Linked DNA regions of Mus musculus: region 1 is linked to region 2. Evidence: chromatin loops called from intact Hi-C (ENCODE). Cell type or tissue: left cerebral cortex. All regions are shown on one strand.

Region 1 (4,000 bases), 59 kb after region 2:
GGTAGCAAGGCAGTGCTGAGACTTGTGAGATGCCAGGGAGCCGCAGGTTTGGGGTAGAACACTGGGGAGAGAAGACGGTTATGTGTGACAGGCTCCGGGAGCAATTTCCTGATTGTGAATTCCAGGAACACCTAGGGGCAGCTGGGATGCAGTCCCAGTCCTGGGACCACGGGGGCTGCCTTGTCTGATGTCCTAGGAGAGCAGGCCTAGATGATCCTGTGTGAGTGAGCTGAGGCTGGGGCATTCCAGGTGCCCTCTAGAGGGCGCTATCACATTGGAACAGGGCTACCTTGCCCTCTTGAACTTTTCAAACGCCCTGCATGAGTGTAGCCTCGTATGTTCCTTTAGCAGTCCAAGAGGTAGATGGTGTAAAAGCGTTCCATCTGCAGATGAGGGAGACCAGATAAGAGAGAGAAGTGTGGTGACCTGGCTAGAGGCACAGATGATAGTGACAGGACTGGCTCTGGGGCCTCAGGCAATGCTCATCACCACTGCCACATTTTACTTTGGGGGAATCTTCGTCCCAGAGATGGCTTCTTCTCCACACTCTCCTGGCCCCGAGCTACAGAGATTTCAGTGCCCAGCTTGTACCCTGTCCCTGCACTATGGTGTGTAGTCAGCATTTGATCCCTTCTGCTGAGCATCTCCAACATGGCTCACTCCCGCTGACGGCTTGACCCACAGCAGCCTGGGCTGACCGTGCCAGAGCAGCCATGGCTGGGGAGTGGCTCAGTGTGCTCCAGAAACATGAGGACCCAAGTTCAGACCCCCAGCACCCACATCAGAGCAGACACAGCAGTGTGCAGCCCTAACTCCAGTACTGGGGGCAGGAAGTAGAGACAGATGGATCCCTGGAGCCTGCTGGCAAGTCAGGTTCAGAGAGAGACCCCCGTCTCAAAAAAAAAAAAAAAAAGATGGAAAGTGATTGAGGAAGGCACGATGACTGCCCCTTCACCACTCCATGTACAGTGTGTATATGGGTACAACACACAAGCACACAATAATGACACTACAACCAGTTCTTGGTATGATCTTATCAGGACTTGAACTAGGGCACCTCTTCAGCTCCCACTGAGGCAACAGGCCCTGCAAGCCAGGTAGTAGACTAGGTTCCATGCCTTTAACAGTTTATCTCTTACCAAACAGAAAGAGTTTAAAGCAAAGATGGCAAGAGGTGAATCTGTGTCCCTTTTGTAATTTAAATTCTTTCATAATTTAAATGCGTTCTCTCCACGCCGGAGCGGAGGAGCGGGTACTGATTTTGTCTTGACCTCATTGTAGGGAAACTGAGGCACGGAGAAGTAAAAGTTTCAAATGAGCTGATCGTGAGGGGTGGGACTGGGATGCAGACCTGGGTGTCCTGGGTCCTCCTCTGACCTGTTAGAGCCTAGCCAAGTCAGACAGTGGGGTGCGTCATTTGGTTAGGGCAAGCACAACAGCAGGGTTCTCCTCCCATGTGAACAGAAAGGGGTGCCCGGCAAGGCCATCCAGGCAAGAGAATTGGCTTGAGTGACAAGCAAGAGTTCCCCAGGCCAGGAAGGAGTCCCTAGGGTCCAACACACACAGAGAGGAGGACCTAAGATCTGGTTCCGTGTCAATGCTTGTTTTCAGAGGAGTCAGGGAGAACCTTGATCCTGTGTCTTACTGTCATGTGCTAACAATACCATGGGCCCCTCCCTCATTGCCCTCCTCCCTCATCGCCCCCCTCCCTCATCGCCCCCCTCCCTCATCGCCCCCTTTGAATGAAAACCATTTCCTACCATACTTCAGGGACCTTGGGAGAAAGAAATGGCAAAGCTGCACCCAGTTCTGACAGACCCTGGCTGTCACACCACCGAGCCTGTGGGAACCCACTTTTCCTGTGGATTCCCCCCTCAGAGCAGGGAAGGTGGGAGCGTAGTCTGGTGCGTTGCTCATTTGTGTGCTCGCCAGCCTGCTTGGGTGCAGCCACAGGCATGGCCTGTTGTGCTGAACTCTGTGAAACCCAAGCTCTGGGAAGTCTAGGGAGTTACCCAGCTCCGACTGAGCCTGCAGAGTCTGTATAGACCAGAACGGACATGGTCACTAGGCCTGGTCACGTGTGGCCTCCTGTGGCGCCCTCCCTGGTCTATCCAGGGTATAATTAGAATTGAGAGTCTGAACAGGGAGTTCTAGCCTGGGCTGCTGCGCCTTGGCTGCCCATCTCTCCTGGGAGTTCTGGTGACTGGGAATAGGAGCTGCTGGTTCTCCCTAGCCTGACCTGGCCTGACAGCCTGGTGTGCCTTCTCCGCACTAGAGAGAAGGGTGAGGACAGACCACCAGGCTCTGCCCACTACCCCAGAGTGGTTAGCTTCGTGTCATCCATGTCACCGCATATTTTCTCTTCCTGCAGCTGTGCTGTATTGTCACTCCAGACTACTGAGCAGGACTCAAGCCCCAGAAGGCTACCTGTCCCAGCCTCACCCTGAGTCAGGCCTGGTGAACGATCCTAGAGAGAGATGGGATATTCCTCACCACACTCCTCATCCTGTCCTTTCATAACGGCACGGTCATTCATTGCTGGTGCTGCAGTGTAGTGCTTCCATCCCTTGGGGACACAGTGTGGAGGAACCAGAGAAAAGACCATTCCCGTGGACCACCCCCCCCCCTGTGTTGGAGCCCAGTCACTGCATGTTGGGGGGAAATTTCAGCAGTCAAGCAACCAGGGATACAAGGTCATAGGGAATCGCATGTGTACCGGTGTTCTGTAAAAGCAGAGAAGAAAAAGGGAGATTCATTTATTAAAAAATAAAACGGTGAAGATGGAAACAGAAATAGACTGAGAAAAGCCAGTAAGAGCCCGGACATGGACCAGGGAATGGCTGTGACTCAGAACATGTCTGCTCCTCAGTGTGTCTCCTCCGCTGGGTCCTGGCTGCACGCCAGACTCCTGACAACCCAGCTTAGCTCATTCGGTCCCCTTTCAAAGGTTCCAGCTGGTGAGTGGTTCAGCTCCTGCCCTGTGGTTACCTGCAGAGTGCACAGGATACTCTGTGTGGCCTGGATGCCAGCGGTCGTTCCTGTGTGAGATCCCAGCCTCATGCTGGTTGTGAGGTAGAAGAGTGGGAAGCGGGGAGGCTCGGAGTTTCTCAGGGGTTGATGATTTTCAGCCCTCAGAGGAAGACAACCTCACCAAAAAAAGCCACTTAGCCCAACTCCCTTCCAAAAATAAGATGACAGATAAATCAACAACAGTACCCTTCCTCCAAGAGCCAGAAATAGCCGCTCCGGCTCCCAGCCCAGGCTTACCCAAAATTCCTTTATCCTGTCCCTGCTGGTGAGGCCACCCTGCGCTTCCCATGGCTCCCCACGGGCAGCTTTGGGAACTGAGGTCCTGGCCCGCCAGAGCTCCTGCCCTGATGCTGCAGGTCCTCATCCCATCCTCCATCCCTCTCAGCAAGGTGGTTCAGTGTTCACCCGCTGGACTGGTCACAGCTGGCTCCCCCTCATGCTGGGCTCCCCCTCATGCTCAGCCGACTCCCTCTCAAGCTGGCCGCCTGCACACCCCACCTCAGCACTCCCCTCGGGTGCTTTGTTTCCTTCCAGGTCCCAGCAGCATACCTGACCTCTGTTTTATCTGCTGCTGTACCCCAGGCTCTCAAATCTAGCAGAGGCTATCCTTTTCCTGGTGGTGGATGAACCCAAAATGCGAGCGAGCAGTAATGGTTTTTAGTCCACTGCGATTTCACAGGTATACTGGAATGACTCTGGCGACAGGAGCCAGAGCAGGGAACTGGGGTCCCAGTGACCCCCTCCCTTCCCAGGGTTGGCATAGGGTAGGCAGCCAGAGGTCTGCAGTTCAGAGTGTGGGTAGCCATCTCTAAATTAGTATAAAGGAACTGGGACATCACTAGGCGGGCATGTCCTTCTTTCTTGGCCCCTCTTCCTCTCTAGGCTCTCTTGCGTACTTGAGAGTTGGAAGGCAGGGTCTGGTCTGCCCAGTGCTGGATGTCGCCTGTTCTCTGGAAGTGACACCTCTGGG
Region 2 (4,000 bases):
CTTGTGTGCACATGTGAGGGCAGGAGTTCCTCTGGCTAGGCAGAGCTTCTGGTGCATCTGTCCCGGGCCAAGCTACATCCGCCCAGGGAATGCAGCAAAGGACCTTTCTGGAGCACACATGATTACAGAGCAAGAGACTGAAATGGTAATGAATGCACGTGATGTATGGGCTGGGGATGGAGGGGAGCCCAGCGGGGTAAGGGGCTGATTGGGGTTTGGAAGAGTGGCTTGATCAATCTGACCCTGTGAGTCTGCCTCCAGGGGAAAGACTTGCTTATGCCAATCAGAAGAGTGCAGTGGACACATCCATGAGGGTGAACCGTCTGCTGCCATAGCTGAGTCTTGCAGTTGAATCTAGTAGAGATGCTAAGTTAGCGAGTGTACAAAGCCTACCTTCCGTGTAGGGGAAGGTCGAGGGCATGTGGATCTGTGCTCTGGAGGTGAGAGGCAGGCCAGAGGCGGAGCACCGTGGGGAGAGGGTGCTGTGTGGGAACACAAGGGGCCTGCAAATGTTTGTGTCTCCGTCTTGGTCCTGGGTGTCCACTTACATACACGCTCTCACTTTCCCTCTCTCTTTTAAAGGCACCGCTTCGTTTCCTTGTGATGCTGGGAATTGAACAGAGTTCTGTTCTTATCACGTGTGCATACTCCAGTAAAAGGCTTATAGAGTCAAGGCATGGCCGTCCTTGGAGACAGAGCGTGCTGTCTTCTGTTTGAACTGGTGGGTTATCTGAAACGACCATTCTCGAACGGTCTTGTTTGTACTGGTGGTTCTCACATGGCTGGCGCCATCAGAATATGGGCGCCTCCTTCCTGAGGCTGCTTGCTGGGAAGGCCTCTCCCTGCTTCCAGACTCAGCCTCCAGGCATCCTTCTTGCTCTAAGCAGACAGTCAGGGGGCACAGCCTGTGTTCCAGCCTGGTGCCTGCTCTGGAGCAAATGGACAGTCTTTACAGGATGAAGGGATCCGTGTGTTCCAGTGACTTTTGCCACTTTGGCTCTGTTTCCTGGTGGGTAATACAAGTCCCCCTCTTGTGATGTCAGTCCGGCCTCCAGCCCAGCGTGGTTTTGGGCAGGAGCTGAGGCCGGCAGTTAGATGCTTCGTTCCATGCAGCAAATGTTGCCTTGCATTCCTCTGGCACTCTGAGTACATAAGCTGTGTGTCCTGCGTTATCCTGGGCCCGGCTGAGTCCTAGCCAAGCTCAGAGGTCATGATGGGTGTTTGTTTGTTTGTTTTTACACCAGTTGTCTCTGAAGCCTGATTGTCCTGTCCACACACAATCAGGATTACAACTACCTGGGAGATTGCTTTTACTTAGCTTCATTTTTCTTTTTTAAGACAAGATATTTTGTAGCCCAGGCTACCCTTCAATTTACTTGTTAGCCAAGGATGACCTTGAATTTCTGCCCCCCCCACCCCCCATCAGCTCTGTCTGTCCCTTTAGGCCCTTGCTGCTGCAGGGTGGTTTAGGGCCAACAAGTGTGCTATCAGTTCACCAGTGAGGAATTCAGGCTCCGTAGGGACCTGGCTGGTGTAACGTAGGGCACAGTGAAGCCCCCAAGCTTGGGGCTTATAGATGTGTACCACTAGACGTATTTTATGTAGTGTTGGGGACCGAACGCAGGACTTCATGCATGATTGATAGAGTCTTTATGGACTCTATATCTGCAATCTTTGACCTGGGGGGTTTAAAACAAAACAGCAGCATTAGAGAGTACATCATGCAATTGCTATATCCCCCTGCCGAGTACATCCCTGGTTACCAGAATCTTCCCGGAGTAATGCAGTTGCAGTCGGTGAACCTTCTTGGCTACATCATTGCCATTCGGATCCCTCGGCTGCCATCAGTGTGCACTCCTGGTGGTGCTGTGCCTGTGGGGCATGGGCAAGCTGTAGCTGCACACACCAGCCATCTTAGTGTCCCACAGAGCACTTCCTCGGCCCTGAGAATCCTCCATGCCTGCTTCTCTCCAAGAACATTTAAAGAAGCATGGGGCGGGGGGCACTAGTAGAGTGCCGCTCTGTGGAATGCACCCCAATGTTGTTGTACCCTAAAGTTACCAGTAGGTTCTGACTGCTGTGCAGCCAAAGGGAAGGCACAGGCTACAGCCGTGGTTCTCAGCTGGGTGTGGTTCTTAAGGTCCGAGCACACATTTCACATTGGTAGCCCCGCACGCCCCCGGGCTCCCCTCAGAGTCTCTGCACCCGCACAGGAGAGTGAGGTCTCAGAGTGTGTGTGGGTCTCTTTCTGCTCCCGGGTAAGGATGCCGCTGCATGTCTGAGCAGCCCTGCCTGCCTCAGGACAGTTTTGAACAGCAATGGGGATAGATGGGCTCACATTCTGGTTGTTTCCCTCCACATTGCCTCCCAAGTTCCCAGGCCTGCTGTCTAGAAGCTGACTCTTTCCCAGCTTGCATTGCTTTTAGTAGGGGACCAAGTCAGCAGGCGTTGCCTGTGTCACCAGTCCTGGGAGACTTGGTTTGCGGGGGAGGGTTGTGGCAGGGCAGACTGAGTCAGGAGGTCGGGTCAGACTTGGGATGTACCCCAGCCCACTGAGTCTCTCTCAGGCCATCTCTGTGCTTACTAGGGACCCCTGTCACCCCCACCTGGACAGATAGAACATCTAATCTGGATACTGCCCCCCCACCCCGAGTAGGGGTGGGAGCCAGGAATTCACGAGACCTGGGCCTTTCAGTGTCCAGGGTCTGACAGTGCCATGGGGTCAGCAGCCTGTCCCTCTGCCCAGCCTGTGAGGGTGCCTGGCATCAGTCACAAAAGGCCTTGAATAGAAGCCGAGTCGGCTCCTGGGAATCCAGCAATAAAAATCAATGTAAATATAGCTAACATTTGGGAGTGCTTTATAAAGCACTTGAAAAAAAGATCCCTCCTATAAACCCAAAACCAGTCCTACAAGGCCTCAGGACAGTGGGTTGTCCTGTCTTTTGGCTGTGGACACCCAAGTTCAGAAAGATTCGCTTGATTACAGAGCCGGTGAAGGGCAGAACTGGGACTGGCACCCAGCACTCTGTTGCTCCCTCAGCTGCCTCTTTGGTGGCATCCTCCTGCCAGGATGCAGGCTCCTCCCACGTTTGTTCTGGCTACAGAAGGGTGAGGGGGCTGGTGCTCTCCCGCCTGGGATGTGGTAGGGATGTGGTAGGATTTCTTGTGACACAATTCTTGAAGTGGGTGGTGGTGACTCTCGACACTTCTCTGTACAGAGGGACATGGAAGTGTGTCCCTGTGTGGGTGGTGGCAGGGACCGGGGAGCTGCTTGGCTTTGCAGCTGGCCAACAAGCTGTGGAGTCTGTGGGCTCAAGTGCTCTCTAAATTCATTGATTAGGGGATTAATAAGGGATAGTATGGTGGTTTTTCAGCCTTGACTCTTATCGAGCACACTGTGGGTCCTGGAGGAGGCACCCATTCTTGGGGTGTCCTGACCCCTTTTCTTAAAACAGACAGCTTTTGATCTGTCTGTGCTCTGCAGTCTCCATGCTGGGTTCTCTGTCAAGAAAAACTTGCAGTCAGAAAGCATGGGGCCCACTGGTGTGGAGGTCAGGTCCTGGGATGAAAGTCTTCGGTCCCTGTGTGTGCAGACTGCTGGGAACCTACCTGGTGTCATACCCCAGGGGGTGATGTCATCGGTGTAACTGGCTCACTGCTCATTTCCCCCTGGCAGAGAGATAACACAGACTGCCTCGCCGTCTAACACCAGGCACAGCACTTCCACTTTGATGAGGAGACCAAAATGCCTTGGGTGACGTTGGAGTCTCCTTCAGCACCTTCTGGGCTCTTTGATCAAAGCGTCTTGACTTCTCCCACACAGGTCCTCCGGAGGGGGCTTCCTCTCATGCCTTTTTTGCTTACTGTCTCTCAGCATTCTTCATTTGGCCACCGTACCATGACCTGCCACCTTTCTGACTGCGTGAAGGAACTAAGGAACCTACAGGAGCCCAGGCAGGTCCTCGGACTGTGCTTGAATGCATTCAGAGTCCCGGCAGCA

Evidence for each region. Peaks named below come from ENCODE experiments on the same cell type or tissue, not always from the same donor. Only the 100,000 strongest peaks of a DNase experiment are listed, where the experiment ranks them.
Region 1: a loop joins it to region 2, with 6 times the contacts of the local background. A loop is called at or near these places in 1 of 42 quality-filtered maps.

The regions. Positions count from the first base shown.
Region 1 is chr12:102,592,859-102,596,858 of GRCm38, reverse strand. All of the region lies in intron 4 of Itpk1 (inositol 1,3,4-triphosphate 5/6 kinase), which reads left to right. Among named protein-coding and RNA genes, the nearest start is that of Chga, 40 kb to the right of the region's middle. In left cerebral cortex, CTCF peaks have their summits at 257 (motif pointing right) and 2,099; a DNase peak (open chromatin) is centred at 2,975; H3K27ac peaks cover 832 bases.
Region 2 is chr12:102,652,333-102,656,332 of GRCm38, reverse strand. All of the region lies in intron 2 of Itpk1 (inositol 1,3,4-triphosphate 5/6 kinase), which reads left to right. Among named protein-coding and RNA genes, the nearest start is that of Mir1936, 31 kb to the left of the region's middle. In left cerebral cortex, a CTCF peak has its summit at 2,059; DNase peaks (open chromatin) are centred at 2,476, 3,109 and 3,708; H3K27ac peaks cover 1,716 bases.